Linked DNA regions of Mus musculus: regions 1, 3 and 4 are each linked to region 2. Evidence: chromatin loops called from intact Hi-C (ENCODE). Cell type or tissue: heart. All regions are shown on one strand.

Evidence for each region. A loop is a pair of places that touch in the nucleus more often than their neighbours do. Peaks named below come from ENCODE experiments on the same cell type or tissue, not always from the same donor. Only the 100,000 strongest peaks of a DNase experiment are listed, where the experiment ranks them.
Region 1: it touches region 2 in a loop (2.5-fold over the local background); 12 of 42 quality-filtered maps call a loop at or near these places.
Region 3: a loop joins it to region 2, with 2.9 times the contacts of the local background. A loop is called at or near these places in 5 of 42 quality-filtered maps.
Region 4: it touches region 2 in a loop (2.8-fold over the local background); 2 of 42 quality-filtered maps call a loop at or near these places.

The regions. Positions count from the first base shown.
Region 1 is chr11:69,917,338-69,925,337 of GRCm38, reverse strand. It overlaps Eif5a (eukaryotic translation initiation factor 5A), which reads left to right and starts at 3,952. Exons shown (of 6, transcript NM_181582.4): 1 at 3,952-4,175; 2 at 6,002-6,187; 3 at 7,317-7,421; 4 at 7,610-7,741; 5 at 7,837-7,910; 6 at 7,997-8,000. The coding sequence starts at 6,023. The coding sequence ends at 7,899. In heart, a CTCF peak has its summit at 3,539; DNase peaks (open chromatin) are centred at 3,897, 4,677 and 5,577; H3K4me3 peaks cover 4,247 bases; H3K27ac peaks cover 3,756 bases.
Region 2 is chr11:69,990,644-69,998,643 of GRCm38, reverse strand. It overlaps Gabarap (gamma-aminobutyric acid receptor associated protein), which reads right to left and starts at 7,274. Exons shown (of 4, transcript NM_019749.4): 1 at 6,842-7,274; 2 at 6,201-6,279; 3 at 5,944-6,062; 4 at 3,695-4,185. The coding sequence starts at 6,931. The coding sequence ends at 4,120. It overlaps Phf23 (PHD finger protein 23), which reads right to left and starts at 2,878. Exons shown (of 5, transcript NM_030064.4): 1 at 2,591-2,878; 2 at 1,016-1,047; 3 at 806-898; 4 at 1-343. The coding sequence starts at 2,624. In heart, a CTCF peak has its summit at 3,043; DNase peaks (open chromatin) are centred at 1,353, 2,993, 7,073, 7,653 and 2 weaker places; H3K4me3 peaks cover 5,313 bases; H3K27ac peaks cover 4,392 bases.
Region 3 is chr11:70,650,382-70,658,381 of GRCm38, reverse strand. It overlaps Rnf167 (ring finger protein 167), which reads right to left. Exons shown (of 9, transcript NM_027445.3): 8 at 7,538-7,618; 9 at 6,961-7,460. The coding sequence ends at 7,168. It overlaps Pfn1 (profilin 1), which reads left to right and starts at 3,732. Exons shown (of 3, transcript NM_011072.4): 1 at 3,732-4,033; 2 at 5,403-5,595; 3 at 6,161-6,535. The coding sequence starts at 3,902. The coding sequence ends at 6,258. It overlaps Eno3 (enolase 3, beta muscle), which reads right to left and starts at 1,206. Exons shown (of 12, transcript NM_001136062.2): 1 at 1,115-1,206; 2 at 424-510; 3 at 122-217. The coding sequence starts at 508. In heart, no CTCF peak of the experiment used is centred here; DNase peaks (open chromatin) are centred at 1,811, 2,461, 3,241, 4,261 and 8 weaker places; H3K4me3 peaks cover 7,631 bases; H3K27ac peaks cover 6,302 bases.
Region 4 is chr11:69,750,858-69,758,857 of GRCm38, reverse strand. Polr2a (polymerase (RNA) II (DNA directed) polypeptide A) reads left to right here and starts at 225. Exons shown (of 29, transcript NM_001291068.1): 1 at 225-727. The coding sequence starts at 635. In heart, a CTCF peak has its summit at 3,946; DNase peaks (open chromatin) are centred at 167 and 587; H3K4me3 peaks cover 3,409 bases; H3K27ac peaks cover 2,233 bases.

The DNA.
Region 1 (8,000 bases), 73 kb after region 2:
CATTTGTAAGTAACTATTTTCTAGAATGAAGCATACTAAGAATCCAAACCAAAAGTGTGCTGAGGAGCATCATGGGAACTCAATTACAGCTTACGTTCATGGACCTGGATGCTAATGCAGTTTCTTTCTTTCTTTCTTTCTTTCTTTCTTTCTTTCTTTCTTTCTTTCTTTCTTTCTTTCTTTCTTTCTCCTTCTCTCTCTTTCCTTCCTTCCTTTCATTCTTTCTTTTCTTCCTTCCTTCCTTTCTTACTTTATCTGCATTTATTTTCTGCTGAATTTATTCCTGTCATGAGTTTTTGTTTCTTCAGTTTCTTCTGGGATATCTTTTTCTTTCTTTTTGTTTGTTTGTTTGTTTGTTTTCAAGACAGGGTTTCTCTGCGTAGCCCTGGCTGTTCTGGGACTCACCTTGTAGACCAGGCTGGTCTCAAACGCAGAAATCCGCCTGCCTCTGTCTCCGGAGTGCTGGGATTAAAGGCGTGTGCCACCACTGACCAGCTCTTTTAGTAATTCTTTTTTGCCTGAGTTTTACTATAGAGTTAACCCTGACTAACCTAGAGCTGTTAATACAGACCAGGCTGACCTTGAATTCACAGAGATCTGTCTAACTCTAACTCCTTGTGTCCAGAGTCCGGAGTGTAGGAGTTAAAGGTGTGTGCCACCACACCAGCTTTGTTGTTTGTTTTTTAACATTTATTTTTTAGCCAGATATTAGTGGTATAACAGTCTTAGCACTTAAAGGCAGAGGCAGGCAGATCTCTGTGAGTTCAAGGCCAGCCTAGTCTACAGATTGAGTTCTAGAACAGCCAAGGCTACAGAGAGAAACCCTGTCTCAGAAAACCAAAAATGAAAACATATTTTAAAAAACTAAGTGAGCTGAAGGAGTAAAGCACGCGCCACACAGGGTGATGACCCGGCTTCGAGTCTCCAGAGCCCACAGGGAACCGGTGAGTTGAATACAAGTGCTCCTACTTGAGATGGGAGGTGTAGACAGAAGAACCCAGAATCTTGGGGGGCTAGCTAGCAGGCCATATGTATCAGTATACAACAAAGTGGCCCAGTTTCAAATGGGGTGGAAGACAGAGACTCTAAGCTGAAATTGTCTTCTGAGCTCCACACGTGGTGCATGAATGTGCACACTCACACACATACCAGTACACACACATCACACACACAAAGATTTAAAAAAAAAAAATCAGGTCTAGAGAGATGGTTCAGTACTTAAAGAGTACTTGCTGCTCTTCCAGAGGACTGAGTTTAAGTTCCTAATATCCATGTCAGATAGCTTGTGGTTATCTTTAACTTCAGCTCTGGGGCCTCTGGCCTCTGAAGGTTTGAGTTCTAGGACAGCCAAGGCTACAGAGAGAAACCTTGTCTCAGAAAACCAAAAATAAAATAAAATGAAAACATAATTTAAAAAACTATGTGCGCTGAAGGAGTAAAGCACGCGCCACGCAGGGTGATGACCTGGGTTCATTTTCACACCTATACACACCAGCACTCAGACACAAGGTTAAGGCCAGCATAGAATACACAGTACCCTTTCTTGAAAGAAAGAGAGAGGAGACCCCAGTGTGTTGGTGAATAACTTCAATCTCAGTACTTGGAGGCAGATGCAGGAGAATTCCTGTGAGTTTGAAGCCAGCCTGGTCTATATGAGTTCCAGGACAGCCAGAGCTCTATAGTGAGCTCATGTCTTATCCCTCCGACCTCAGGGGTTCTTTCTTTTCATTACCAAATCTATTTTCATTATGCTAAACAAACAAACAAACAAACAAACAAACAGGTAAGGGACGTAGGCACAGCTTGATCCTTGCTGAACACTCACTGGCCCTAGATTCAACTGCCTGGTACCATCAAATAAACGAGCAAGTACAGGCCAAAGCTGTGCTTTAGTACCTGAAGAGGTGTGTGACTGATAAGTCTAGGATTTTTTTTTTATAATCTGCCAAAAGATTCATCCCACTTTCCCCCTCCCTTATGGTCCATTCCCTAAATCCTTTGCATTAGGCAACCACTAATATATTTTTTGTGTATCGTGTTTGTGACATTTACAGTTCTACTAATTGTCTCTGAATAGCCCTAGCCCCAAGCTTTGCACCATTTGGCTTTTACAGTTGTCACATGTGTCCAGAAGTTCATATCTTTTTCAGTACTGGGACAGAATTTTAAAATAGGGTTTTACTATGTAGCACAGGCTGGCAATCTTCCTGTTTAGCCAGGAGATAGGATTACTGGCATGTATTACCACACCCAGAGAATGACCATAAACTTCCCATCCTCCTTCCTCTGCCTCTGGGTCCTTAGGTGCTGCAATTACAGGGAGGGAGGGTGGCAGGCCCTGTGCCTGGCTAGGATTGGATTATGTAGGCTACCATAGCCTTGAACTACTGATCTGCTGATCTCAGCTTTCTCAGTGCTGGCATTCCACAGAAAACGACAGAAAATTCAGGAAAAGTGACTGAAAGATATAGGGTGGATAGTTCTACTGTGCTACACAAACACGTAATAATTCCAATTAAGTGCTTGCAAGCGTTCCAGTAAGTTGGAGATTAAGATATCATTTAATATCCTTACTTAGTGGTAAAGAAATTAAAAGTACAGTAATTTGAAGTGATTTCTCAAAACTATAGGTGGCAGTGCATGCCTTACATCCCAACACGAGAGGCAGAGGCAGGTGGATCTTAAGGCCAGTCTGGTCGACTGAGTGAGTTCCAGGACAGCCAGAGCTACACAGAGAAACCCTGTCTTGAAAAACAACAACAAAACCACCACTACCACCAAAAAGGTTTAGATTCCTAGACCAGATTTTTTTGTTTTGCTTTTGAGTCAAGAATTCACACTGTACAGACCAGACTGGCCTTGAACCCACCTGGCTCTTACAGGATTAAGGGAGTGCTCCACCACGCCTGCATTATCTAAGGAGTAGGAATCCTGATCGCTCATCTTTAGATAACGTCAAAGTAATTTAATATTGCACTGTTTTGTTTTTTTCTATTCTCCTGCTCCAGTTTCTCAAACTCAGAGATTACAGGCATCATAAATTTCAAGACCAACTTTATGTGCTGGCTTTATAACAAGTCTCAGCCTCCTAGCGATCTGGCAATAAAGTCTGTGTCGCCTGGTCCAGAGCCACTCTTCTCATAGGGAGTTTGATTTTGGAAGAAACATTAGACATTTCCTTTTAGAAACCTCAAGCCGACCTGGGAAAACAATCGGAAACGCTATGTAGTTCTCTTTATTTAGGATTTAGAAAGGAAAAGCTTCTATGCGAACCTTAGGAATCAACACTAACCAGGGTTTAGACAAGATGGTGGCTTGTATCGGATAGCTCTGGATACTGAAACTATAGCGCACAAGTTGTGTAAAGTACCGAAGCCGGGATGGTTGTAATCCGACCACACTAGCGTGAGAGCAGAGTCTCCCACGGAAAGCAGTCTCTTGAGCACGTGCAGAGCTGGGACAGCGATTCGGAGAAGAGCCACACACCTAACTAGAAAGGTTCTCAGAAACGTGTTTGTGAGTTGTTCAATTCCAGTTAAAGCCGAGGTGTGGCGCCTGCTCAGACGCATGCGTTCTTGACGCCGCAAGCAGCACAGTGGCGTGGTCTTTTCAACACCCCGCGTAGGGACGACGTCTGAGGTGGAAGGGGCGTTTAGGATTCCTAACACGCATGCGTTGAGACCCAGGCGTTTCCTTCGGAGGGTGTGGAGTGCAGGGTTCTGTATTGCGCAGCCGCAAGGGTTGCCCGGTAGAGCGAGCTGTCGCTCAAGGGGAGGGAAGAAGAGGTTGAAGGGATTTAAAAAAAAAAAAAAAAAACCCGGTGCGCCTGCGCATTGCCGACTGGTTGGAAGCACTACGGACTGGAAAGGGGCGGGGTCACGTGTGTGCGTCATCCGATGGGTAGGTGGGAGAGAGGGTGGAGATCGGGGAGGGTCCATGCGCTTGCGCAGTGCGGGGGTGGAAGGTGGTGGAGCTACCTAGCACGCTTGCGCGGCTGTCATAGGGCTGCTTGGTTGGTCAGTGGGGAGTCGGCGCCTGCGTACTAAGACCCGTGTGCAGCAGCGGCGGCGGCGCTAGAGGCGGCGGCGGCGGCGGCGGCAGCACAGTAGCGGGTTCGGAGGCAGCAGTTGGGCTCGCGGCGAGCGGACCAGGTCAAGTCAGTGCGTTCGCGCGAGGTGAGAGCGGGCAGGGCGCGCCTGCGCGTAACCTCGGTTTGAGCTACGAACGAGAGACGGAACTACGCGGGGGTCGGGGAGGGGGGCAGAAGGGAGCGGCGGCTGTCGCCGCACGGGTTCGGTGAGGGAGCGGCGCGAGGTGCGGAGAGGCGGGTGCAGGGCCCGGTTGGCGCGAGGGGTGACGGTTGGGGCCGGCCGGGTGACGTTGGAGCGACGCAGGGCGGGGGACGGCGAGCCGCGAGGCCGCCACGCGGGAGAGGCCGCCAGGCGGCCACGCCGGGGCGAGGGCCCGGGGCCAGATCGGCCCAGACAGGGCAAAGGCTCCTGTGCGGTTGAGGACCGGCGCTGCGCGGCCACGTGAGGTGGGGGAGGGGGCTGTTAGGTGAGGGCATGTGGAGGGGGTTGGCGGCCGGCGGGGGGAGGGGAGGCGGCATGGTCCTGGCCTGGCGCAGCTTTGGGGCAGGGGCAGCCGTAGCACCGGAAGTGTTCCCCATTGGAGGCTGCCCTCGGGGTCCGAGGCCATGCGGCCGAACGTTGACCGGGGCCGCATGGCTGCACGGGGACCCCTCCCCCCTGGCCCGGGCCACCGGAAGCCCCGGGCGACCACATGGTGGGCGCGAGCCGGCAACCCTCAGCGCAAGGAGCTCTGGTCTTTTTTGGGTTTCTCCGGAGCCTTGGATTTTGGCGTGCGGGAGAGACCCTACCCTTGGGTCTCACTCATCCCGCAGGGCCCGTTGCAGGCATATGTTAGTGTTCCCCAGCCTCATGGGCCTCTGGAGCTCATCCCTCAGTCTTCATATGAAGTGAGACGTCCAGCCAGATGTAAGTGGTACTGCTTTGCTGGGGAAACCGGGAAAAGTGGGGAAACTGAGGGCGATTGGACTGATGCCCAACTCTTTCTCGGCCCATGCCGACAGCGCCTGAAAGTAGTGAGCTTCTAGTTCCCCTGCGGTGATCTTCGATCTTCACCATGCCAGTGCCTTCCCTGTCGTGTTTTGTTTGGGAGTTACTGTGTTTTAAAGTCCTTTACTCTGCCAGCCTAGTACGATTTCTATTACTACTACGAATCTTTTGCTTTCATTTTATTGTCATTCACCACCCCTCACTTTCTACTGACTGTACAGGCTGGGCCTGAAAAGCCGACAGGACTGGTGCATCCTGGGAAAAGTGGGAGGGCCATCGACAAAAGGCTGAGTTCCCTTCGGGAACTGAGATCGAAATGTTTGGCAGTGGGATCCTTTAGGAAACTACTTTCTCTCCCTTGACTGCATCTGCAAGTGCACGTTGGAGGCGGGAATCCCCCAAAGAGGCCTTGTGGTTTCCTGTACCAATGACTGGCTTGTGTGTGGACAGGGTGGGGGGGTGGTGTAACAACTGGGTGGGGCCTTGTCCTCCGTCTCCACCCCTCCATTAGCCCCGCCCTTCAGCTGGCTCATTGCTGCTCACCTAATTATAGTCCTGGCAGAGTGTGGGGAAGAGGGGGTGGTTGGTTTCAGTGGCGAGTAACACCTGAGTCCTACTCGCTCCCGGGAAGTAGCCCTTTCCTCATCTCTGGGATTTGGCATCCCAACTCCCAGGAGGCTTCCTTTCCCTAGCCACAACTTTAGATGTCATTGTGGGGGCCCAGGGGATCCCCAGCTGTTTTACCCCCAATACTCAAGCTCTTCAATATGTTTGACTCCAGTTTCAAAGCAGGAAATGCAACTTTATTTAGGTGGGTAATGAATGAAGGGGAAGTGGATCAGTGTTTTAGGGAGGAATGGGATAGATCAGCGATCTCATTTAACCTCCATCGTTACTGACCCTAGTTCTCTTCTTGGCTTTAGTTGGAATCGAAGCCTCTTAAAATGGCAGATGATTTGGACTTCGAGACAGGAGATGCAGGGGCCTCAGCCACCTTCCCAATGCAGTGCTCAGCATTACGTAAGAATGGTTTTGTGGTGCTCAAAGGCCGGCCATGTAAGATCGTCGAGATGTCTACTTCGAAGACTGGCAAGCATGGCCATGCCAAGGTTAGAATCACCTCTCAACATCTTGCCTTCCCTGCAGCTCCCACACCCCTAGGACTCTGGGCAGTGAACTGTTGGCTCTAGTCTTGACCCCTTTTGCTGTTTTCCTTTTGTTCAGCACCCAGTTTTTTGCTCCAATTTAAAACTAAACTGTTCCCAGTTTCTTCTGTAGGGTACCTGTCATGCTATGTTTTTTTCCTCCCTCTTTGTGCTAGTTTTCTTTTGGTTTGTATATTCAGTTTCTTATTCTTGACCTTGGGCTCCTTGTCCAGGATTTCTCCAGTCAAGGACCCCTCCTCCCAAGGCAGCATTCTTGGGGTGCTCCAGTCTGCATTCTCTAATCACTGCTGCTGCTCCTTCAAATTCTGGCTTCCCCTTTGGGGTTGTGATAAATCTCAATGTCCTCTACCTTCTGCTGACTGTCCACTGTTCTTTGGTTTACTTAAGACGGCATTCTTTCTCTTAGCTTAGACTTTCTGACTAGTTGAAATTTTTGTGTTATATTTCCTATCCTTTGTTGACATTAAATATAAGGCGTGCTCCTCTTCTGTTTTCCTTGCATACTGACTGCACAGTCCCTCTGCTCTTCTCCTGGGTTATCGTCTTCAGATCTTTTACATTCCTTTGCTTCATTTTCTCAGCCTATTCCACTTGTCCACGTTTGTCCAAGAAACTTTTCCCCAGATACTTCCCCAATAAAATAAAACGGTCTCATGTACTCCAGGGTACCGTCAAACTTGAACTTCCTTCCACCTCTACCTCTCTAGTGCTGGGATTACAGGCATGTGTCACCATGATTGGCTTATGTGTTAGGCATCGGACCCAACGCCCTGTGCTGCTGGGCAAGTGTTGTGAGCAGTTGGGTGATATCCTCAGGTCTTGCCAGTCAGTTTTTGAGACTTGATGTAAATGAGTTCCCTGAGACTGACTTCCCTCACTTGCTAACCTTCAGATGTGATCTTTTAAGACCTTGAAGACTTTAGTATATCTTTCTCACTTGGTTCATTTATAATTCCTTAATCTTTACCCATAACATGGCACGCTCACCTCTCAGGCAGTAAGTGACACAGACATTTGTCTCATACTTCAAAAATTGATTTGTTGGGTTTCTCTTTATGATATATGTACACAGGTCCATCTGGTTGGCATTGACATTTTTACTGGGAAGAAATATGAAGATATCTGCCCGTCAACTCATAATATGGATGTCCCCAACATCAAACGGAATGACTTCCAGGTATGTTATTAGGATGAAGATGATTGGTGGCTTAGAAGAGTGTGTATGTGGGGGCGGTGTTGACTGCACCTTGTGGGGAAAGAGGGAGCTGGTAAAGGCTGTGGAGTGAAGGAAGTTGCTGTCACTGTAGTTGGTCTGTCCATTCTCTTATACTTAACCTACTTGTACCTGCTTTTAACTTCTCCCAGCTGATTGGCATCCAGGATGGGTACCTATCCCTGCTCCAGGACAGTGGGGAGGTACGAGAGGACCTTCGTCTGCCTGAAGGAGACCTTGGCAAGGAGATTGAGCAGAAGTATGACTGTGGAGAAGAGATCCTGGTACGATGCCCCCTCCTTGCTTTGTATGCTGCTTTGATCCTTAATTCGAAGTCTTTCAGTTAAGGCATCTCTGGACTGTCATTTTGCTTTTCCAGATCACAGTGCTGTCTGCCATGACAGAGGAGGCAGCTGTTGCAATCAAGGCCATGGCAAAATAACCGGCTTCCAGGTGAGAGAACGCACCCCCCACTGTCCCCACACTTACTGTTGAAGTTACATCCTATATCTTAAACATGATTTCTTTCTCTTGCCCAGGGTG
Region 2 (8,000 bases):
GCACTGGGGCGAGAGCAGCGGGGGGCCGGGAAGTATGCGTCAATGATGTGGGAGAGAGTGGAGATGCCACTTTGGGCCCATCCAGATCAAAAAGAGAGTCCTTGAGCTTCATCTTCTCAAGCAGAGTAGCACTGTCAGGAGCCTGCAGACGAGAAAAAGTGGACCTTGGGGGTCCTGGCTGGGTAGGACCTGATTGAACTGCCCTTCTCTTTGATGACTTTGCTTTCTTAACAAAAGTCTGGATAGTTCGAAGGTCCGACGGGGCCGAGTCCCAGCCATCACTGTCTGCTGCACTCTCACCTCGCAATGGAGAGCTAGAGCCAGAGGCTGGCCAATCGCTTTCCTTAAAAGGAGGAAGAGACTAGGGTCAGCCGGAGTCTAGTGACAGCTCAGCCCTGCCACATGTCCAGCATAAAAACCAGGAACTAGACGTATCCCTACCCCAAATCTGATGTGTACTCTATAACCTACCTTCCTCACAGTCCTCAGGGGACCTTTAGAACACAGAAGCCACAGCTGTTACTTCCAGCACTGTTTTCAGTATCTCGTTTGCTAGGACACTCATCTCCCTACAGCTTACCTGGAAACACTTTTCTGTTAACAGCCACTCAAAACCATTAAAAAGTCTTGAGCAACACTCCAAATTTTTGTTTCTGCCGTTCATTGCCGTTATTCCATCCCTCCAAACCAGCTCTCCCACCATAGCCCTAAGGGCTTCCGGTTTTCTTAGTCTTGCATATTACAGTAGGCTCTTCCTATAAAGTAATTCACTCTGCCTCACCTCAGCTACTTTTCTGTTCCTTACCTCTTTGCTAGGGGGGATGTAACCAGCATAGGCCAAGACAAAACTGCAGAATTTGTTAAAATCCTCAATGGTTCTCCGCCTTTTCTCCGGTGGCTAAATGGAAAGACAAAACACGATCGTATGGAAGCCAGGCACGAATGTTAAAGGAGCCCTTCCCCAAAACACAGCCCCCTAAATTGTCACTCAGTGTTCTGGTATGGGACAGCTCACCTGAGTCTCTGGTTTAAGAGTCGGAGGCGGATCTGTGAAATCAATAAAAGCTGAGTCAAGGCACTAGAAAAGAGTCCGTGTAAAATCCTACCTCTAAACCTCGGAGTTCCCGACCTAATCCCATCCACCGTGAGGTCGCCTAGCCCAGCCAGCCACAGCCCCCAGCTGTGCCGGACCCGCCCCTGCTCCCCCTTCCGCCCCAAGGGGCGGAGCCTGGGCGCGGCGCCCTCCCCGGCCTCGCTATAGCGCTCCCCTTCCCCCACCCCGAGGCCCGGCGCCCCGCCCCCTCCCAGCCTCTCCAGTCAACTCGGCTCTCTTGGCGCCCCACCCCGCCATACCGCTCCCGGGGCGAGACCAGGCCACCGCCCGCCCCCGTCCTTCACACGCGCCCGGAGCCCAGAGTTCCCAGCCGGCCGCGCTCCACTGCCCTGGGCCCTCCGAGACCGCACAAGCCGCCTGCCCGCCCCCAGGGTCCAGGATGACCACGCTGAACTGCTCCCCGCCCTCCGGGCCCCTTCGACTCGAACACGAGGCCGGGCGCGCCCCTCACCCCCACCCCAAACACACACAGGCTCACACTCCCCAACGCTACTTCGCGTCCGGGACGGGCGAAGAGCTGCAGCCCGGAGCCAGACCCCCACCCCACCCCGCGGCCGCGCTCCCCACAATTTCGCTGTCCCTCCGCCCCCATCCGGGGCTTTAGCCCCTCCCTCCCCGTCTCGAGCTCTTCGGGCTCCCCGCCGGGCCCCCGGGCCCAGTTCCGAGCTTCTCCGGCCGCCCCCCTCCCGCCCCCGGACTCAGCGAGTCCCTTAGGCTACGGACCCATAAACTCTAGCCCCCGGTCACCCTCCAGCCGCTCCACAGAAGGCCCCCTGACGACGCCGCTACCCCCAATACACACTCCACAACTCGGAAGCTCTTGCCCCGGCCGACCAACCCCCCACCCGCGCAAGTTGCCGGTCTTAACCCCCACACACACACACCTCGCCCCGCCGCCCCTACAAGTACCGGGCTCGCCTCGCTTCCCAGTTCTCCGGCCCCACAGCTGCCCCTCGGTATCGGGCTCTCTACCGGAGACAATACCCAGACCCTCTCCCCACTCCACAACTACCTGCCCACCCCTCTAACAATCACCAAGCTAGCTCTGGCGGCAACTACGAGGTGCTCAAGCGCCACCGCCACCAACTCCCCCACCTCGGCCAACTACCGGGCCCCTCACTCAATCCTCTTCGTGCTCCCTCAACTCTACGGAGGGCAAGCAGCTTCCCCCAGCCTCTCTGTCTCAGAGCTCCAAGCAGTCCGAGGCCTTTTCAGCCCTTAGTTCCCGAAGCTGGGTCTCGGGCGCTCAGACCCCGCACCGCCACTCTCCACGCTGTACCTGATGTCTAACTATCCCGACCCAGTCTCCCGCTCCTCTTTCTCCAAGCTATCTCAACTCATCGCCCTTCCACCTCAAGAGCCAGGGCCCCGACCCCCTTTCCCGCACTCCTCCGTTGGGTGCCGGGGCTCGACCTCCAACTTTGCCCATTGAATCCTCACCCCGCTCCCTGTCCTCTGTGCCTATGGAGTGCTTACCTTCGGGACTGGGCTCCGCCATGGCTTCCAGCATCGCCCCCTCCCCTCCACCCGGTCCGGCGACCCCCTCCTCGAAGCCGGGATTCCCGGTGCTGCCTTGAGTGCTCCGTGTTTCTACCGCCTCGCTCCACCGAAGTGTCCGCTTGGCGCGGTTGAGACTCCACTCCGCTACCGCCACCTCCCTCCACCACTGCCTCCCGCACTCCCGGACCGGGCCCCCTCCCCCCGCACCGCCGGCCGCCTGCTCCCTCCTCCTCCTCCTCCTCTCTCCTCCCTCCCTTCTGCCCCTCCCCGCCGGCACTATCGCGCAGTGCACCAAGGGATTTGTAGTCTGTGCAGGGGCAGCGGAAAGGGGTATGCAAGATCCTCCGGAACTTCAGTTCCCAGGAAGCCACGGATTGGCGCAGGCGCAATAAACAACTTCCCCCCACCACCAGGGGAGTGGCGGGGAGATACGCAACGGGGAGCGGGAAGAAGAGCGGAAGAGTGCACATTGACTCCCGGGAAGTGTAGGCTGGGCGGGACCAAGAAAGTAGACGAAGAAGGGATTATAACTCTCGGCCACCATACTGCCTCACTTTGTACCTTCTTTTTACCCCCTCAGGGTACCGCCCCACTTCCGGCCAAAAGAAGAAATGGATGCTGGGAGATGAAGTTCTCCTAGTAATAATGGCACCTTCTAGTATTTGCCCTCTCTCAAATTCTACTTTACAGACTCCCATACCCTGGCACAACCTCTGCCAGTGGCAGCAGTAATAGACAGTCCTTTTACCACCTCCCAAACATGAACATATCTTCTTTAATGTAAAGTAACATCTGGATATTCTTACTTAAAAATGGTACTTTCAAACTTTCTCCATACCTCCCCACACTAGCAACCACCACCTCTCTGTTTACATCACACCCCAATACACACATAAATAAAATGGAACTTTCATGAGATAATGTTCACATTATTCCACTCACTAAAAAACAGGAAATTACCAACATCAACAACGCGTTTCTATTTCACTGATCTATACCTCAATCCTTCCCCTTTCCCACTACTGAAGTTCACGATACTTGAAACAAAAAACCAGGAGGTGGAATGACACAGGGCAAATTCAATTCAGCTCGGTGGTTTCCTTTTTATTGATGTGCCTCCTACCTCCCCCATCCAATGTCAATCCCTTCCACCTACCCCCCAAAAAGAAGATAGTGAAAGGAAGGGATTATTGGGGTTCTGAGCCCGATGGGCAGTTAGAAAGGGAATAGAAACCAAAACAATCATCGGATGTGACAGAGATCGACAATCAAGAAGTCTAAATCAGAGTGGGAATGGAGGGTAAACAAGGGGAGAAAGAGATGTATGGAGGCTGTATCTACCATTACCCCTCCTGCTGAGAGGGACTGGAGAGACAGCCTCAAACATTAAGTGCAGGTCCTGAAGAAAGGAGGTGGTGTTTGAGCCTGAAGGAGGAACTGGATGTCAAGGAAGGAGCGCCACCTCTCTTCGTAGAATGGAACCCCCCACCTCAGGTACAGCAGCTTCACAGACCATAGACGCTTTCATCACTGTAGGCAATGTATAGAAAGAAGTCTTCTTCATGGTGTTCCTGAAGTAAATGCAAAAGGGGGGGGGGAGGTTAAGGGAACTCGTTACTCAACCATTCACCACCAATACCTCAATTCCTCAAGAACCACTTTAAGCATTGCCTGGTAATTTCAGATGCAGGAAAGGGCCGAAAGGTAAAGGCTACCAAGGCAACTTAAGAACCGGACTCAAAATAGATTTGAAGATACAGATCATCTGTAAGCAACAGTAGGCACTAAACGTGGTCCCTAGTACAGAAGGAATAAAAGAAAAGCAATCATTCCTATTTTATCTCTCTCCTATAGGAAAGGCTGACTTGGACTGGGTGGTAGTGGTGCACACCTTCAATCCCAATGCTCTGGAGGCAGAGGCAGGCAGAACTCTGTGAGTTAGAAACCAGCCTGGTCTACAGAGTGAGCTCCAGAACAGCCAGGGCTACACAGAAAGACTATGTCTCAAAAAACAAAACAAAACAAAACAAAACAAAACAAACAAAAACAAAAACAAAAACAAGCTGGGCTTGGAAGCGCAAGCCTTTAATCCCAGCACTTGGGAGGCAGAGGCAGGTGGATTTCTGAGTTCGAGGCCAGCCTGGTCTACAAAGTGAGTTCCAGGACAGCCAGGGCTTTACAGAGAAACCCTGTCTCTGAAAAAAAAAAAAAAAAAAAGAAAGAAAGAAAGAAAGAAAGAAAGAAAGAAAGAAAGAAAGAAAGAAAGAAAGAAAGAAAAAGGCTGACCTCACTGCCCGGTGTGGTGGCACACGCCTTTAATCCCAGCACTCGGGAGGCAGAGGCAGACGGATTTCTGAGTTCAAGGCCAGCCTGGTCTACAAAGTGAGTTCTAGGACAGCCAGGGCTATACAAAGAAACCCTGTCTCAAAAAAACAAAAAACAAACAAAAAAAAAAGAGGCTGACCTCAAACTCACTATACTATGTAGTCAACAACTTCCAACTTGATACTGCTGCCTCGGCCTCTACCTTCCTCTGCTTCCACAGTGCTGGGACTGAAGCTGTGCATGATCATGCCCCACGTTCAGTGGTTTTGAGGGTTTTTAATTTGGGGATTTTTATTTTTGATTGTTTTATTTTTATTTTTATTTATTTATTTATTATTTTTTTTTTTGAGACAGGGTCTCACTACTAAGTATCTCTGACTAATCAGGATAGACTCAAACTCAAAAGAGACCCACCAGCCTCTGACTCCTGGATGATCGGATTAAAACTGTGTGCAGAAACAGCTGTGCTTTGGATTTAAAGGATCAAAGGTATGTGTCACCATTCAGGATGAGGACTTATAACAACTCTAACACCAGCACTCAAGAGGCATAAGCAGGAAGCTCTCTGAGTCTGAGGTCAGCCTGGTCTGTGTGTCAAGTTTAGGGCAGTGGTGGCGCACACCTTTTGTTAAGCCCAGCCCTAGGGAGGCAGAAACAAGTGGGTCTCTGGGAGTTTAGAGGCCAACCTGGTCTACAGAGGGGATTCCAGGACAGCCAGGATTATACAGAGAAGCCCTGTCTCCTAAAGAAAACGAACAGAAAGTAACAACAACAACCACCACTCCTCAAACGCAATCTATTCTTTGACATCTGGGACTCTTGGAGAGACTCACTTAGGTAGTAAGTCCCAGTCAGAACAACTCCACCAGTTCATACTCCTCCCTATTCTCAGCGCTAGTAAGATCCCACGGCAGGGCTGTACTGACATTTTAAAGTTAGCCAGCAGCGACCGCTGGCCTTTACTTTCCTCTCCAAACACTACCGTTCCTTCCAAGGTACTGTACCTGGTACAGCTGACCCATCGTGGCACTGGTGGGTGGAATGACATTGTTGACAAAGAAAAACAAGGCATCTTCAGCACGGAGATGAATTCGCTTCCGGATCAAGAAGTAGAATTGACCAACTGCCAAAAACAGGAGATGCAAGCAAGTCACAGAGGTCGTAGGCGCCTCCAGAGAACAGCTGCCAGGTGAAGCCTCCTCCCACAGAGTTGGCAGGCCCACCCACAGAAAGAAACGTGCACCACAGGTCAAGCCCTCACCTGTAAGATCAGAAGGCACCAGGTATTTCTTTTTGTCCAGGTCTCCTATCCGAGCTTTGGGGGCTTTTTCCACTATCACCTGATAAAAGGTAAGAATGAGAAAAATGAATATATATATATATATATATACATACATACACATATATATGCTGCTATATCGATGAAGAACTCAACATACAATATTCCCTTTTACTGAAACCTACTGGAATCTCATTTCTCTAGTTATCCTTATATACGTGGTGCACACAGCATTAGGTCCAAAGCTCCTGGCCTCACTCTTACCTAAATATTGAGAACTGATCCTAGAACGGCGCATCACAATAACTATTTTCACCAGAGAATACAGGATGACTTGTTTGGGTCAAAAATCTACATTAAATCTAGCTAGTTGGGAGGATGGCCATGGAAACTCTGGGTTGTCAAGCTCACTAAGGCCTCTATTCTGAGAAATACCCTGATCTCTCTCTCCCGTCCACATCTTAGTCCCCAGCTCTACTTCAGGTGAGAGACCTCTGGTACCAGAGACAACAGAGTTCTAACCCCACGACAGACAGAGCCTGACTTCAGCTTTCCCAGACTCAAGCATAGCCTGTGGCGACAGCGTCAGCGACGCTAGCCTGGGCCCTGGCTACTGTCCTTACCGGGACCCGGTCTGGGTATTTCTTTCGGATTTTCTCGCCCTCAGAGCGGCGCTTCTCGAACGGATGCTCCTCTTTGTACACGAACTTCATTCTCCCGAGAACCGGGCTGGACCGAGCTGGGCTGAGGGAACCCAGGGGGGGGGCCGGGACAGGGGGCGGCGGCGGAGGCGGCTTCGACGAACAGACTTGGCGGAGCGATCCACGAATTTGCGCCACTTCCCTATTCATCAACCCCGCCCCCGACCATCGGACCGGCCCCGCCTGCTAACATACGCCACTAGCTCAGCTTGCTAGCGCAACCCGTAGCCTGGTCCTCTTACGCCTTCAGCGTAACTGCTTTGGAATCAACTTGTGGGTTACACATATGACATCGCAGATAAGGTTGCTGTTGTTTCGAGTGAACTGAAAAACCCTTTCCCACAGTACAAAGTTGAGGACGAAACTGGTACCCAGTGGCAGTCATGAGATTTAGTTCTGCAGTTCTCGGAAATTACGTTGGGGAAAGGCAGACAATTACAAGTCTAGGATTTCATGAGACGTGTTTCTACGCTGAAGGTGGCCGTTGACACCAAAACAAAGTAGTACCCAAGCTGTGGATATGGACACCATAAGACAGAAAGGAAAGAGGTTTGCAGACACCCAGGGAATGCTCAAGGCTCAGGCTTATGTGAACCAAGAGAAACTGCAAAAGCCCCAAAGATAAGGACTACACCAGAGCGGAGGAACACATTTCTGAGTGTAGATAAAATCATGTGACCTCAGAAAAGGGCGGAGAATCACGTGGCGGGTGGCGAAAAGTAGTCCCGGCTCTGGAGAGGAGGTGCCAGGAAAGAGGGTTCCGCCCCAGGTTACTGCTGGAGTGCCAACACCTCGTAGGCAGCGCCCTCTTAGCCTGTCCACGTCAACTTCCCAGACAAGCCCAGCCTTTCTCCAGCTGTATGCCCTTCCAGGGTTCTAGAGTTTTCCCTCTTTAGCCTTCTATATCCTACTTTAAAGTTGTTGGTCCACTGTCCATCAGGGACTCCATCCAGTCAGTGGGGCCTTTCCTGCCGAACACTGAACATAAACTACTTTATCCCTGTGCTAAATCCCACTTCCCCCCAACTCCAAACAGCATCTTCTCCCTCTGCTTCAAGGACAGAGCAGATGTCAACAAAGT
Region 3 (8,000 bases), 660 kb before region 2:
CCAGAGAATGGGGTTCAGATTTCTAAGCGGGTTAGGCCCTTGGCTTTGAGTTCCAGTCCCCTATCCCTGTCCTGAGTCAGCCCACACGGGCTCCTTCCGTGCTGGGTTAGTCTTGGCTCACCTTTCCCCAGGTATCGTGCTTTGTCTCCATCTCGGAGTTCCAGTGCTTCATAGATACCCGTGGAAGCTCCACTGGGCACAGCTGCTCGGAATCGACCTGGGGGGAGGAACTGCAGATCAGAAGGAGTCCACCCACAAAGGCCTGGGGTCACCTCCCCTGGACCCAAGAATAGGAGTAAATACAGAGAAACCCCTGCTTCCCCCAGCCTTGGAGCCAGGAAGAGAAGGGGGGAGGGGAGGGAATCTCTGATGAAGGACAGGACGAGGTTGAGGGTTTTCTGAGGCAAAACAAGCCTGTGTTACCCTTGGCTGTGTGCAGGTCCACCTCCACCGTGGGGTTGCCCCTGGAGTCCAGGATTTCCCGGGCGAAGATTTTTTGCATGGCCATGGCTGCACCACAGGAGATGTGAGTGAGCAAGAGTGGACAGTTGATCCCTTAAGGAACTAGAAATCCCTTGCCCTTTTAAGAGTCTTCTCCACCCGAAGAAGGCAGGTGCTGGAGCTAAAAATACCCCATAAAAAGGTCACAGACCAAAGAGGAAGGCAGACTGGTCCCTTCCCCCCCACTCAGAACAGCTCTTGTTCCACCCTTCCAATCAAGAGAATCGAGGGTTCATAACTTTATAACTCCCAAGATGACACCACTCCCTGAACACCTCACGGAGCTTACACCTTCTTGCACTTTATGATTAAGTACTCTGCTTGCTACATCTTCCTCCCCCTCAAACCTATCTGGTTCCCATTGTCCCATTCCCAAGTCCTCCTAGACCCCAGGCTCTCTGCCTGGCTCAACTGTATTTTATCTACTTTCCCATTCTTCAGAGCCTTCTTTCCTGTATCTGTCAGTAACCCTCAGTATTTTAATTCTGCTTCCTCCAACCAGACCTCTCTCAAGTACCCTCAGTCCTAGGAAGAAAAAAAAGCCCAAATTCTCCTCACTTTTTCCAAGCCAGCACCACCCCACTCCTGCACACCATGTAACCTTTTACCAAACCTGGAAAGCCTTCCTTGGAACTTTGAGTGGAGTGTCTCCTCTAGGTAGCAGCTGGGACAGTGTCAGTTCACCCCCTCTCAGACTGGGCATTTATCTCCAAGCCACCCTGTCCCCCAGCCAGCCCCGCCTCTCTCATTCCATCCTCCTCCCCTCCACAGGCAGGCAGCCAAGTGCCCACTGCAGCCCGAAGCAAAAGCTCCTGACCTGGGGCCCTGGGGCGTGTACCCCCTTCTCAAAAGCTACTGACTGTCCCTATGCATTCTCTTTCTGTCCCCCAATAAAAGTCTCTACTTTGAGGTTCACTCTTTGGGAAAGCTGGAGAGAGGTTTCTGATGGGAGGGTCTTTCCCCTCAAACTTACATTCCACTCTTGCAAAGGTTAAAGAGGAACCAGTGCCCTTTTAGAAAGGCCAGGGGTAACCTGAGCCCTGCAGGCTGAGGAGGGGGCCTAGGAAGGGGGCTGCAAGACTGACACGTGCTCCACTCACTCGGAGGCAGGCGGTGCAGGCCACACAGTTGGGGGAAGGCATCAGTGATGCTGAGCAAGCTCTGTGGTCTAAAGTCGACACCCCTCGACCAAAGAAGGCCTGCGCTTTCACCTCTCAGGGTCCTCAGAACAGCCATTCCGGCACCACTCCACCCTATCCTCTCTTGGCCAGTGATGAGCGATGAGAGGCCAGGAGACGAATATAGACCAGCACTGAGCGCTGGCCTGGCGCCCGAAAGATACTGCTGGGACAGCATTTATGTTCCTGCGTGAAGCCTAAGTGGTCAGGAGCCCTTTTCCCCACCGACTGTGGGCGCTTCAGCGCTCAATCCTTGCCTATCAAAGAATGGTGTTATATCACGAATGGAAAAAACAAAACAAAACCATGAATGGACGTGAAAAGGGGATGACCCTTTGTAAGCTCTTGGACGCCTGTGGCCACTCTGTCCATCCATTTGCAGCACCGCAGGAAGTGAATCTCTGCACTCGGTAACTCTCTCCGCCTTAGCAGGTCTAGGGGTCTAGGGCTAGTGTGGGGTCTGCTCCGCGTTTTGTGGGAGCCTGGCGGGCCGGCTGGTTTCCCAGGGCGCCTCATCTTTTCACTCGCCGGCGCTGGAGCTGGTGACTCACGCGGCGGCCGGCTCTCGAGCGCTCCTCCCCGTCGGCCCTCCCCACGGGGTCGCCCTCCTTGCCTCCACCCTAGGGTCCCCACCTGTCGTGGCGTCCCTGTCCCGCCCCTCCTCTCTTATCTCCTGCCGCTCCCTGCGGGATTTTTCCACCCCCGGGCAGGAGGCGCGCAGATCAGAGGTCAAGGGATGGCGGGCGCAGGCCGCCACGTGCCCCAGCGCGGCCCCGCCCGTGACTCAGCCACGCGGCTGTCGAAGAACCTCGGCTGGGGGGCGTGGGGAGCCAGAATTTGGGGATGAACGTCAGGGAACCCAACCCGGCTCCAAAAGGCAGCGAACCAAGTACTTCCACTGGGAGAGGCTGCACACCCTGGCGCCCCTCCTCCGAGGGACCGGAAGCGGCCGAGCCCCTCGGAGGCCAGGGTCCCGGGTGACTCCTTTACTCCCTCCAGCCTCAGTGGCCTGCCATTCGCCCCTAGACCTGCTCGGCGGCGAGTGAGCTGACCGCACATAAATACTTAGCAAAAGTTTTTCTGGAAAAGAAGAAAGCCCCAGTGCGTCCAAAGTAGAGGGGACTTTCCTCTTCTTATAAAAGTTGTCATCCTTGGTACTTTAGTATTCTTCCGCCTTGAAAAATGAGTCCCGTCGTGTCACCCGGGTGGCGCCCCTATTCAGTGACCTCTGTAGACAGGGTTCAGGCATGGGGCGAGGCTGAGCTGGAGCGGATCCAGCGAAGGGAATGATTCCTCGGGAATCTAGGGACGCGCTCGAATGAACCCAACGTGTGCGCTGTACATGGCAGACGGTTGGGACAGGTGCCCTGGTTGGAGAGACCTTTAGTACTGAAAATGACTAGAGTATTATATCGATTTCACTTTTGCTCCCTTATCGTTTAGATAAATGTGGAGAAGGCAGCAGGGCCCAACCCGGGGCGTCTGCCCGTCCCGACTGCTGGGGACGCGTCTTCCCTCCTCGGATGGTCCAAATGTGTCCCGCCAGGCGCGCGCTCACGCAGCCAAGCCGCTAGCCCCAACCGCCCCACGCGCTGGCTTCTCACTGCCCCGGCGCAGGCGCGGGCGCACGCGCCGCCGCCCGCCGTTCCTTCCCTCCCGCGGAGGTGGGGGTTGGGGGGTGGAGGAATGATTCGGTTTAACCCTGGGTTCCCCGAACCCACTTCAACTTGCTCAACCTTACTAATTTTCTTTTTTTTTTTTTTTTCTTTTTCTTTCCCTGCTTCCTCTGGCTTCCTCCTTCTATAGCCAAGTGGTATTCAGGATGAATCGGAGCGAGCCCTAACCTTAACCTCTCCTGCCACCACCACTCTATATAGCCTTTGGCGTGGCTTTCCATCGAACTCGGCAAATTTTGCAAAGTGGGGGGAGGGTTTTTTAAAAATTGCATTTGCAAAAGTTCGCTATCTGGCCCGGCGGGGGGGGGGGGAGGATGGAGGGAGGGAATGGGGCGCAGGCCCCGCCCCGCCGCCCTTTGCAAATAAAAATCTAGAGGGGGGGGGGAGGAGCAGGAAGTGGCGGTGCGAGGGCTGCTGCACAGCTAACAGAGCCGCGTTCCGGACGGCAGCGCGTGCCCCGAGCTCTCTGCCTTCCCCCGCCCGCCAGCCCGAGCCCGAGCCCGCGATCCCAGCAACAGCCCGCAGAGCAGCCCCAGCAGCAGCGCCATGGCCGGGTGGAACGCCTACATCGACAGCCTTATGGCGGACGGGACCTGTCAGGACGCGGCCATCGTAGGCTACAAGGACTCGCCCTCCGTCTGGGCCGCCGTCCCCGGGAAGACCTTCGTTAGCATTACGGTACTGCGAGGCTCGTGCGGTCCCGAGCAGTGACCGGCCTTAGACCCTCTGGGGGACTGGGGTGGGGGCGGGCGCAGGCGAGCGAGGGCAGCGGGAGGCCGTGATCCGGTCCTCTCCCATCGGCGGGGCGAATGGCGGCTGCGTGAGACTGGCTCCCTCTGTGGTTCCCCGGGCTCTACGCCCCTCGGCGGCGGCGCCCATCTCGCCCGCCGCCCCGCTTTCTGCGACCGGGCGTTACATCCGGGGCCCAGGGCGGGGAGGGGCGCGGCGGCCGGTGCGGCGGCCCACTTCCGCCTCCTCCAGGGCGGGGCGGGCACGCGCTGCAGTTTTAGCCCGGGATTATGATTGATAAGGGGCTCCGGAGCCTGGACTCCCCTTCGGGCCGAATGCTCGCTCTCCCTCCACCATTGTTCCCCCTGACGCTGATGGGAGCGCCAGGCGCGTGGCCTTGGGCCCGGGCCGGACCTCGGTAGCCACCCTGCCCCTCCCAGCTCCGTTAGAGAGGGCGAGGCCGCCACACACACACACACCCCCCAAGTCGGCACGTTAGCCTCAACATTCCTGGGAGGCCGATTCCGGAAGTCCCCTCGCCCTCCCTTCCCGCCATCCGCCCGGGCCCGGCGTAGGGGAACTTTGTGAGAAGTTCTGAGACGGTAAAAGTGAAGGAATAAGGTTGCTGCTGTCCCTACCACCACCTTCCCTGACCACACTGCCCGGAAGTGGGGAGGGGGAGCGGAAGTTCGAATGGGGGGAGGGGATTTCCGGGCGGGAGGGTACCGGATATAGGGGTTTGGGGGTTTAAGGGGGAGAAGGAGAAAGGTTCTCTGGGATGTCTAGACTCACACACAGACTAGTCTCCTGCCCTAATAAACTTTTTGAACTTAATTAGAGAGCCCCCGGGGTCAGCTTCCTTATCTTGGGGCATAGCTACCTGGACCCAAACTCCAGGTTACCCGGAGACCCAGGCGTCCGGGCTCCTAACAACGCCTGCAGAACCTTTGACCAAATAAGGACAAAGTTACTTCTCCTCCCTTCCTACCCCCTCCCTTCCCCTCTTTGCTTCTGCTTTTCCTGAAGGGCTGTTCTGAGCATCCAAAGGCTCCCCCTCGATCATTGATCGATTTCTGGTACCCAGCATTTGCTTTCCCTATTAAGCATGAACATCTAAGACTTCAGAGGAATACTTTTTCCTCCTTGACCCATTTACCAGACTTTAGGACCATGATCGGTCTCTGCAATACCCACAGTACTGGGTTTTCCCCCCAACTTTTGGTGGTGTGGATGAAGCACCCTCAACTCCAGCTCCACAGTACATAAGAGGACAAGTTATGCAGGTGCACTAACTTAATGAGGTGATTAATTCTTTTAGCCAGCTGAGGTTGGTGTCCTGGTAGGCAAAGACCGGTCAAGTTTTTTCGTCAATGGGCTGACACTTGGGGGCCAGAAATGTTCTGTGATCCGGGACTCACTGCTGCAAGACGGGGAATTTACAATGGATCTTCGTACCAAGAGCACCGGAGGAGCCCCCACCTTCAATGTCACTGTCACCATGACTGCCAAGAGTGAGTTTGACTGATTCTCTAGCTTTGAAATCCTTTTGTTAGTCACTTTATGTGTCCTCAGTGTCAAGGCTGCATAACAGTATTTACTCTGCTGGTTATGGGAACCGTGGATGGTCCTTTGGGTTCTGACTCTGGCTCCCCAGCTTGTAAAGAAACTAAAACTTATATTACCTCTTAAGTCCCTTCTTGCTTTGAGCTTTTTTGAGATTAGTTTGCTTAGGGCAGTTGGGATCTTAAGTCAGCATTTGGCTCTAATCTCCAGTTCTGTAAAGACTTGAGAGGTAGGAAGCGCATCACAGCCGTTCCTAGCCACCTACAGCCTGGAAGTTTAGGACCTCTAAATTTTGCCTTTTTCTTTACTACTCTTAAAGCTCTTTTTTTTTTTTCCTTCTTTGAAAAGCTCTATTGTTTTAGGATGACTGACAGCCTGCCTGTGTATAAGGGGGGGAGGGCTGGTTAGGAGGGCTGAGGTTAGGTTACAACCCCCGGGGCCAGACAGCTGCTGAACAGCTGGCAGGGTTGAATTGTGACACCTGGGTCCTAGCTTCCTTTTTCTTTCCTCCAGCGCTAGTCCTGCTGATGGGCAAAGAAGGTGTCCACGGTGGTTTGATCAACAAGAAATGTTATGAAATGGCCTCTCACCTGCGGCGTTCCCAGTACTGACCTCATCTGTCCCTTCCCCCCACCGTTCCCTTTGGCTTTTGCACCCCCTTCTTTCCATACACACACATACCATTATTTTTTGGGCCATTACCCCATTTCCCTTATTGCTGCCAAAACCACATGGGCTGGGGGCTGGGGCTGGATGGACAGACACCTCCCCCTACCCATACCCCCTCCTGTGTGTGTTTGGAAAATTTTTGTTTTTGGGTTTCATTTTTTGTTTTTTGGTCTTTTTTTTTTTTTTTTTTTTCTGAATAAAAAAAGATTCTACTAACAAGGACCTGTGTTGGTTTGCACTTGGCATTAGTTGGGAGACAAGCACAGTGACCCACCTCAATTAGGTACCTGCTTCTTGGCTGTGTCCAGAATGAACTCTTATTTCCAGTCTTATTTCCTTTTCTAAGCCCCAAGGACTAAACTAAGTAGGCATTCTTCTGTGTACTTAGTCATGTGACCTAGGCCCCTCTATAGTGGTATTTCCATTTTCAGGTCCAGTTGAATTAGTATGTAATGGAACATAGCCATCCAGACCAGAGAATGGGTCCAAGCCTGCGGGTGAGGCAGGGCCACTTGAGTCATCCTGTGTAGGTGGGGCTCCCCTCCCTGAGTCATAGCAAATGCAGCTAGGGCTCTCCCCGACAAGTTCATCCTATGAGGTGATTATTTTTCCAGAATTTCACCTGTGTAAAGATGATCTTAACCTTTTTTTTTCATCCACAAAAAAAAACCAATTTTATTAATCCAAGAAATGAAAACCATGTCCCTATGGCTTCTAGCCCCCTCAAAAGGATGAGGCTGGGTTCATGAACCTGGGGTAGAATGTCCCCTATCCCTCACCCTCAGCTTATTAGACTGGAAAAAGAGTTTGTGCAAATAGGACGGTCACCAGAGGTACCAAGTATGGGGGTGTCAGGCCAGGGCAGCAGATGAAGGAGGTGAGGGATCTGTGGAGGGCCCAGGGAAGACCAGGGGAGCAGGGGCTAGGGATCCAAAGGAGGTGGGAAGAGTAGGGCTAGAGCCCAGGAGTGGGGTCCATTCTGAAGCAGGTTGGTCCCTTGGCTCCCCTTCATCGCCTTCCTCTTGCTCTTGAGTTTCTTCTTCCTGCTCCTCATCGCCAGGACCCCGATGTACAGGCTGTTTGCAGATGGGGCAGGTCTTGCGGGTCTGAGTGAGCCAGGGGTCCACACAGCGACTGTGATAAGCTGTGGAGTGGTTTATATGAAAGGCTGGTCTCTGCAGGTTGGGCAGGAACACAGACACAGGCACATGTGGGCCTTACCATGAGCACAGGGAAGTACTCGAAGCTTGTCCCCATCCTCATATTCATCCAGACAGATGGCACAGACGTCATATTCATCTCCTGGGAAAGGAAAGGATTCACTCAACTATTGGCAGTCACGCCCAAGAAAACTCACTGTACAAGTCTTATTGCCCCGTTTTCTACCAAGCCAGTGCAAACTTAGGGCACCACATAAAATCTTGGGGCTAGAGGGGACAAGCAGAGATAAGGGAAGTGAGTTGGGGGGGGGTAGGAGGGGAAAGCAGAACTGGGAGGGGCGAGGCGTTTGCTATAGCCTTATATGGTACTGGAGGCTCCAAGTCTAGATAACCCAACCCCTCACCTGCTTGCTTTGAGTTCTTCTGGCTCTTACACCTCTTACACCCCACACACAAAGTCAAGTTTCCTTTGTTCATCTCTGCTTTCCAGCGCCTGCTCTACCCTACCTCCTTTGCTTGTGGTT
Region 4 (8,000 bases), 240 kb after region 2:
GAAACCCGAAAGGAGGACGACAGGACCAGGAACATTCTCCTCCTCCTGTCGCGTCAGAAAGAACACCCAACCAGGGAGCCGGAGCCCTAGCGTCAACAACTCCGCCGCGCGCGCTCCGTGTAGGCCGGTGCGGGCGGCCCCGTAGCGCAAGGGAGGGCGGGAAAGGAAGGGGCGGGACACAAGGGCGAATCTATAAAGGGCGTCACTCAGCCAGTTCTCTCCTCAGAAGCGCCGAGAGCGCGACCGGGACGGTTGGAGAAGAAGGTGGCTCCCGGAAGGGGGAGAGACAAACTGCCGTAACCTCTGCCGTTCAGGATCCCGGTTACTTATTTATTCGTTACCCCTTTTCTTCTTCCTCCCTCCCAAAACCTCCTCCTCTCCTCCCTTCTTTTGTTTCCTTTTTGGGAGCCGACGAATCTCCGGAAAGGGAGAAAAGGCTTTCTTTCAGCCCTTTTCGTTCCTCTGCCTTCCCCCCCCCTTCCCCCCTCCCCCACCTTTCCCTCCTCCAGCCTTTCCCTCCCTATCCCGGGAGGTCTTTCCTGGTGGCCGCCCGGACGGGTTCTGAGCACTTAGGCGGCGGTGGCGCAGGCTTTTTGTAGCGAGGTTTGCGCCTGCGCAGCGCGCCTGCCTCGCCATGCACGGGGGTGGCCCCCCCTCCGGGGACAGCGCATGCCCGCTGCGCACCATCAAGAGAGTGCAGTTCGGAGTCCTGAGTCCGGATGAATTGGTAAGATAGTCCGCCCGTCTCTCTGCTATGCCTTTGGCTGATGATCCTCTGGGAAGATGGGTCAGTGATGCTGATGTTGTGCGGGGGTCCAGCCTTCAAAAGTTAAATTATGCCAGGACTTAAACAAGCGAAATGCTATGCCTGAGATGAGTGCTTGACTGGACAGAGAAGAAAGATGTTTCCATACTTGAGCATTGCTGCGGTTCAACGAGACAGGGTTGAAAGTTGTACAGGAAGTGGATCCCCAGTTTTAGTTCTTTCACCAATATTGAGCATCCTGCTATGTGACAGTAATCAGACACTAGGAACACAGCTGCACAATAAATATAACAGAAACTCTACCTTCTAAAACACTATGGGAAAAACAGAGAAGAGAGCTTAAGAACAAAAAGAAATGAGCAAAAATAAGTACCTAGATTAAAGCAAAATGAGGAAATGCTGTAAGAAGTCACTGAAATTGAATGGTGTCAGGGTTTGGAAGACATACTTGCCAGGGATGGTGACATTCCCAAGTAATATCAGTCATCAGAGCTATTTTTTTAGGTGGAGGAAACAAGTGTCATGGGACTGAGAGGGAAATAAACTTGTATTCTAGAGACTGAAAAGCCAGTGTTGGGGCAGGCAGGGTTAGTGGGTGCGGAGAGTGCACTGAAGAAGCACGGGATATTGTAAATTACGCTCTAGAGAGTCCAAATTTCTGTTTTCAGTAGGAAACCACTGGGTAATTATAAAGGTGACAGTAGTAACTTATACACACACGCATGTACAGAAGCTCCGTAAAGAGCTGATGTGAAGTGGGTGAGGATAGACAAGGGATAGCTTTTGGAGACTTGGACTTCTTCCTCCTGAGAGGAATAGAGAGTGGAATTAAACAGCTGATTCTAGACTGAGGCAGTCCTGTTGGGGTAAGGGCTCAACTATAGCAGAACTCAAAAGAAAAAACAGAAAAACCTACATCAGGGCTGGTAAGATGGCTCAGCAGGTAAGAGAACTGACTGCTCTTCCGAAAGTCATGAGTTCAAATCCCAGCAACCATATGGTGGCTCACAACCATCTGTAATGAGATCTGATGCCCTTTTCTGGAGTGTCTGAAGTCAGCTACAGTGTACTTACATATAATAAATAAATCTTAAAAAAAAAAAAACAAAGCCCTACATCAGGTTTCTGGACATCCAAGACCTCACAGACCGACACAAAATAAATTCCAGATAATTAAAGTAATAAAACATTAAGAAAGAACAGGATTTTAGGGGAGCTGATACCAGAGGACAAACCTTACATTAATAAATAAAGGTAAATTTTCTGATGATCCTACAGTAAGCTAAGCATTGTACTAAAAGAGTAAGGCAGACATGGGCCACTTTTATCAGAGGCTCTAGAACAGAACTAAAATAAGTATATTGGGAAACAAATTTGTACTGTGATGGACAGGGTTTGATTTTTCAGGGTTTTGTTCTGTTTTGCTTTTGAAGCAGGGTCTCTGTATGTAGCACTGGCTATCCTGGAGCTCATAGCCCAGGCTGAATTTTGCTGGGACTGAAAGTCAGCCTTGTGCATGCTAGGCAAGTGCTCTTGACCACTTGGCTACATGTATTTGAAGCTCTTGGTATTTTGAAGCAGAATCTTGCTGTTCAGTTCAGGCTGCCCTGCAAATGGTGATTCTTCTGCCTTACCTTTCTGAGTGCTGAGAGCATAAGCCCATCTCACCTGGCGTGGTTAGACTTTTTTTTCCTTTAACAAATTAAAAATAAAAGGGGGTGGGGTGGGGCTGGAGAGATGGCTCAGTGGTTAAGAGCACTAACTGCTCTTCCAGAGGTCCTGAGTACACACACATGGTAGCTCACAACCATCTGTAATAGAAATTGATGCCCCTTTCTGGTGTGTCTGAAGACAACAGCAGTGTACTCATAAAATAAATCTTTTATTTTTTTAAAGGTTTCCTAATAACAAGTTAAAAAGAGTTTCTTAATCTGGTAGCAAAAATAATGAGAAGATGAGTGACCTCATGCATTATTGATAGAAGAATAAGTTGGTTAGCTTTTTGGAGATCATTCAGTCTTTAATATATGTATCTCTTGACCCAGCATCAAACCAAGAATTTATTTAATTTTTAAATTGAGACAGGGTTTCTTTGTATAGTTCTGGAACTTGCTCTGTAGACCAGGCTAGCCTCAACCTCACAGAGACCTGCATCCCAAGTGCTGCCACCACCACCTGGCCAGGCCAGCCTTTACCTTTACGATGGTACCTACCCACTGACCTCTGTTCTGAGTAGCCCTGCCTCAGTCTTCCAGTAGTTGTAGAGATGTTTTCATCATGGTCCTTCCCTTCATGGCATCCTCTCAGGAGGATCCAGACTCCTTGAAATTCTGCCCCTGCTTGCCTCTCCATCTTATTACCAGTCTCCTGGTAAATTAAAAAAATATTTTTAGATTAATTTATTTTATGAGTATTATTAATGTTTTGCCAGCATGCATGTATGTACACCACATGTGTCCCTGGTGCCTGAGAGTCAGAAGAGGGCATTGGGTCCCCTTAAACTGGAATTCTTGAAGGTAGTGAGCCACCATGTGGGTGATGGGAATAAAACCTAGGTCCTCTGCAAGAGCAACAAGTGCTTTTAACCACTCTGCCATTTCTCTAGCCCTTCTTGGTTTCCTTTTGCAACTCTGACCTGCTTAGCTTTTAACACTGCAAGTTTATTCTTGCTTCAGGGGCTATTTAATCAGTCTCTGCTGCTTAGAATAACACTGCCCAGACCTTATTGCCTGCTCTTCATGTCAGTGTGTTCTGTATTTAGATGTCTACTCTGACCATTTAAATAGCATCCTTCGTTCTGTAACCCCCTACCCTTTGTTTTACTTCAATAGCCTGCCACTGTTGGAGGATTAATTTTCTTAACTTTCTGTTAGCATTCCAAGTAGATCCTGGTGCTGATTTGCATGTAATTAAAATGATTTGGGTAAATACGTTTTAAGATTGTTTGAAAATGACAATTGAAAGTCACCTAAATATTTACTAATAGGAACCCTTTTTGAATACCGTAGGTCCTATCTTTAGAATAGAACAAAACTGCCCTATAGTCTAGATCCAATGTTCCCAAACTGCTGTCACATTTGAAAGCACTGTAGCAAAATCACAGGGGCACAGGGTATTCTGTACTCTAGAAGTATAGGTGCTCTGTACTCTACTAGTTGCACATGGTTCAGTTCCAACATTAGATGGCGCTGGATCCCATTGAATGACATCATATGTTTGAGAAGCTGAATTGTTTTTTGTTTGGTTTGGCTTGCTTTTTTTTGTAGGGTTTTTGTTTTGTTTTTGTTTTTTGATATGTGTGGAAAAGGGTGGAGGTGCTCTTAGAGATCAGGGGATTTTTTGTTTTGTTTTGGTTTTGGTTTTGGTTTTTTTCGAGACAGAGTTTCTCTGTGTAGCCCTGGCTGTCCTGGAACTCACTTTATAGACCAGGCTGGCCTCGAACTCAGAAATCCACCTGCCTCTGCCTCCCAAGTGCTGGGATTAAAGGCGTGCGCCACCCCGCCCGACTGTTTTTTGTCTTTTTGAGATCAGGGGATCTTATCCCCTGGAGCTGTATTCAGGTTGTTTACAAAAAATTAAAAAATAAAAAAAATTTGATGTGTGTTTTTGTGTGCATATGTGCATGGCATATGTATGTGGGGGAGTCTGAAGAGGTGTTGGAGACCTGACACAGTTGCTGAAAACTCCCCTCCAATTATCTGCAAGAACAATATGTGGGTGTTTTGTCCTTGTTTGGTTGGGGGGGGTGGTAGTTTGGTTTTTTTGTTGTTTTGTTTTGTTGAGATAAGGGTTCTCTGTATGGCCCTGGCTACTGTGGAACTTGCTTTGTAGAGCAGGCTGGCCTTTCACGAAGAGATTCAGAGATGTACCTGCTGAGCTTAAAGGAGTTTGCCATCACACCCAGCTCTGTGATATGTTCTTTTTTTTTTTTTTAATATTTATTTATTATTATACATAAGTACACTATAGCTGTCTTCAGACACACCAGAAGAGGGTGTCAGATTTCATTATAGGTAGTTGTGAGCCACCATGTGGTTTCTGGGATTTGAACTCAGGACCTCTGGAAGAGCAGTCAGTGCTCTTACCCGCTGAGCCATCTCACCAGCCCCTGTGATATGTTCTTAAGCACTGAGTCAGCTCTCTAGCTTTTTTGTCTTTTGAGACAGTGTTTAGATCTGAGTTCTGGGGTTATAGGCAAATGCTACTGTGCCTGGATCACAAAGCTGCAATTTTAGCAATTGCTAAGGACTAGTAGATTTGGAGCATGAAATGGGGTGCTGTTAGCTAAGGATTGAGAGGTCAGACAGCATTTAACAGTTTTAAGTAAGAAATTTTATTATTTCATTGTTTATTTAAACAAGATGTCCATTGTAGGCTCAGGCTGGCCTCGCACCCTAAAACCTCCTCCTGGGTGACAGGTACATGTCACCATACCTGGCTTTATTTTAACAAATTAAAATATTCTTCAGCTCATGTGTTTGTTTTTGCTTTTTGTTGTTGTTTTTTTGTTTTTTTTTTCAAATGGCTACTGGTTGCTAAGACATAAATATTTTTAAGTTTGGGTTTTCTTGCTTAATGAATCTTTTTTGAAGGTATTGTGAACAGATAAGAGAAAAAGTTACTTAACAATATGCAAAATGAGGTGGATTTTTTTGAGACTTGGTCTCACTATATAGTTCTGGCTAATCTAGAACACGTTACATAACCCAGGCTTGCCTCAAACTTGAGCTCTTTCTGCCTGGTGCTAGGATAACAAGCATGGGCCCTTATGCCTGCCTTTTACCCCTTTTTAAAAGATACAGCACTTAGGGCTGGGGAGCTGTGCAAGCATAAGACCTGAGTTTCAGTTCCTAATAGCCATGTAAGAAATCAGGTGTAGAGGTGTGCTCCCATAATCCCAGCAGTGAGGAAAGGAGGAGCTCTGGGGCTTGCTGGCTTGTTAGGATAGCCACATTGGTGGGCTCCGAGTTCAGTGTGAGAGCCTGTTTTTAAGGGAATTACATGGTTTTAGTTTGGGTAGGAAGATGGGTAATAAGGGGCTTTCTGTGAGGTATTCTTAAAGTTTTGGGGTAGAAATTGAATTACAGAGGGCTCTTTGAATTGGTAAAATGTCTGCTGCTAGGACTAGAGAGATGGCTCAGTGGTTAATTTACTGGCCTTGGAGAGGGCCTGAGCTTATTCTCAGAACCCACATGAGTGACTCACACTCACATGAAGGGGATCTGATGCCTCTGACTCCAAGGGCACCTGCACTCATAGACACACAGGACATGCATACTCATAATATAAAATTAAATTTAAAAAAGAATATATGTTGCCATGGGGCTAAAGAGATGGCTCAGTGGTTAAGAGCACTGGCTATTGGACTTTGGCTTAACTCCTAGCACCTACATGGCAGTTTACAACACCCTAACTCTGGTTCCAGGGAGTCCAGTGCCCTTTTCTGGCCTTCTTTGGTACCAGGCACACATGCAGTATACATGCAAGTAGAACACTCAAACACATGAAAATACATTTAAAAAAAAAAAAAAAAAAGTCTGTCAGACTGGTTGACAGTGCTTGTAAGTTCAAGGCTGTTCTGATCTATATACTGCTAGTTCCTAAACATTGAGGGCTACACAATGAGACTCTTTAAAAAGAAAAAGAAAAAAAAAATCGCCGGGCAGTGGTGGCACACGCCTTTAATCTCAGCACTTGGGAGGCAGAAGTAGGCAGATTTCTGAGTTTGAGGGCAGCCTGGTCTACAGAGTGAGTTCCAGGACAGCCAGGGCTATAAAGAGAAACCATGTTTCAAAAAAAAAACCAAAGAAAAAAATGCTGTTATAGGAAATGATTTGAGTTGGGGTGGGGAGCTAGGAAAGTTAGTATTGTGGTGTGTGTCTGTCTGGGGCCAGGGGAAACCTGGCATTAAACCCTCACACATGCTAAATACACACTGTACTACCAAACTGTATCCTCAGTCATTCATGTACTCTTTGAAGTGGGTAGTTACACTAATGAATGAGATTTTCTTTGTCTTAAAATTAATTACAATCTAATAAGGGTCTGGTTTCCTACAGTCTGCCAGTATATTTAACCATTTGCTGGTGTGTAGACTAGCCACTGAGTGTGTGTGTGTGTGTGTGTGTGTGTACGTGTACACGTGTCATGTTCTGTGCCTCAAGGATTATAGTCAAGTGGGAGTAACATATATAAGCAAAGTTAAAGTTGTGCTTAGCAGAACCTTCCTAGTATGGGTAAGACTAGAGACTAGAGATAAGGCTAATAGAGTGAGATAAGACTTCTGCATCTGGCACTTCTTCCTGACTGCAGACACTGAGTGACCAGCTACTTTCACACTCTTGCCACTGTGCCTTTGCTTCCGTGGTGGACAGTATTCCCTCAAAGCTAAAAAGAAATAAAAATAAAAAGAGAAATTGGAAAGGACATCTGAGCTGACTCTTACAAAGGAATGAGTTTACTCAGTCCGTGTATAACAGGGTGGTAAGACTAGAGGAATTGTGAGGTAACTTGCTGTAGTAGAAGTATATAAGGTAAGAGAATGTAGCAAATAAAGCTGTAAAGTGAGTTGTTGAAGGTCAAGGATATAAGGACCTCATGTGGTTTGATATAGGCAGATGAAAGAGAGTGAAGAATTAGTGAGCTTTGTAGAGCAGGCTGTTTAGTTTTTTTATTGTTATTTGTGTATTTTCCTGTGACCTGGGGTAACACAAAAGAACAGCCAGCTTCACACATACACACACACACACACACACACACACACACACACCAAGAATGTCCTGTAGGGGGGCTAGAGAGGTGGCTCAGCAGTTAAGAGCACTGATTGCTCTCCCAGAGGTCCTGAATTGAATTCCCAGCAACCACATGGTGGCTTGCAACCATCTATAATGGGATATGATGAACTCTTCTGGTGTGTGTGTGTTTGAAGATAGCTATAGTGTATTCATATAAATAAAAATAAATAATATTTTAAAAAAAGAATGTCCTGTATTCAGTAAGAACCAGTGTTTGGTTAAAGTAGTGAATAATCCCAAACTAACATTTGTTAAATCTTTAGTAGAGTGGTCCTTCCATTTATGCATTTATGCCTGCTACAAGGAGAGCCTCTGGACTAGTCTCAGGATGCTTGGAAATAGAATTAATCAATTAGATGAGGCTCAGTGAGTATTGACTGAGCAGAGAGAGGTGGAATTTTTTAGTGTACTTTTTTTTTTTTAAAGATTTATTTATTTAT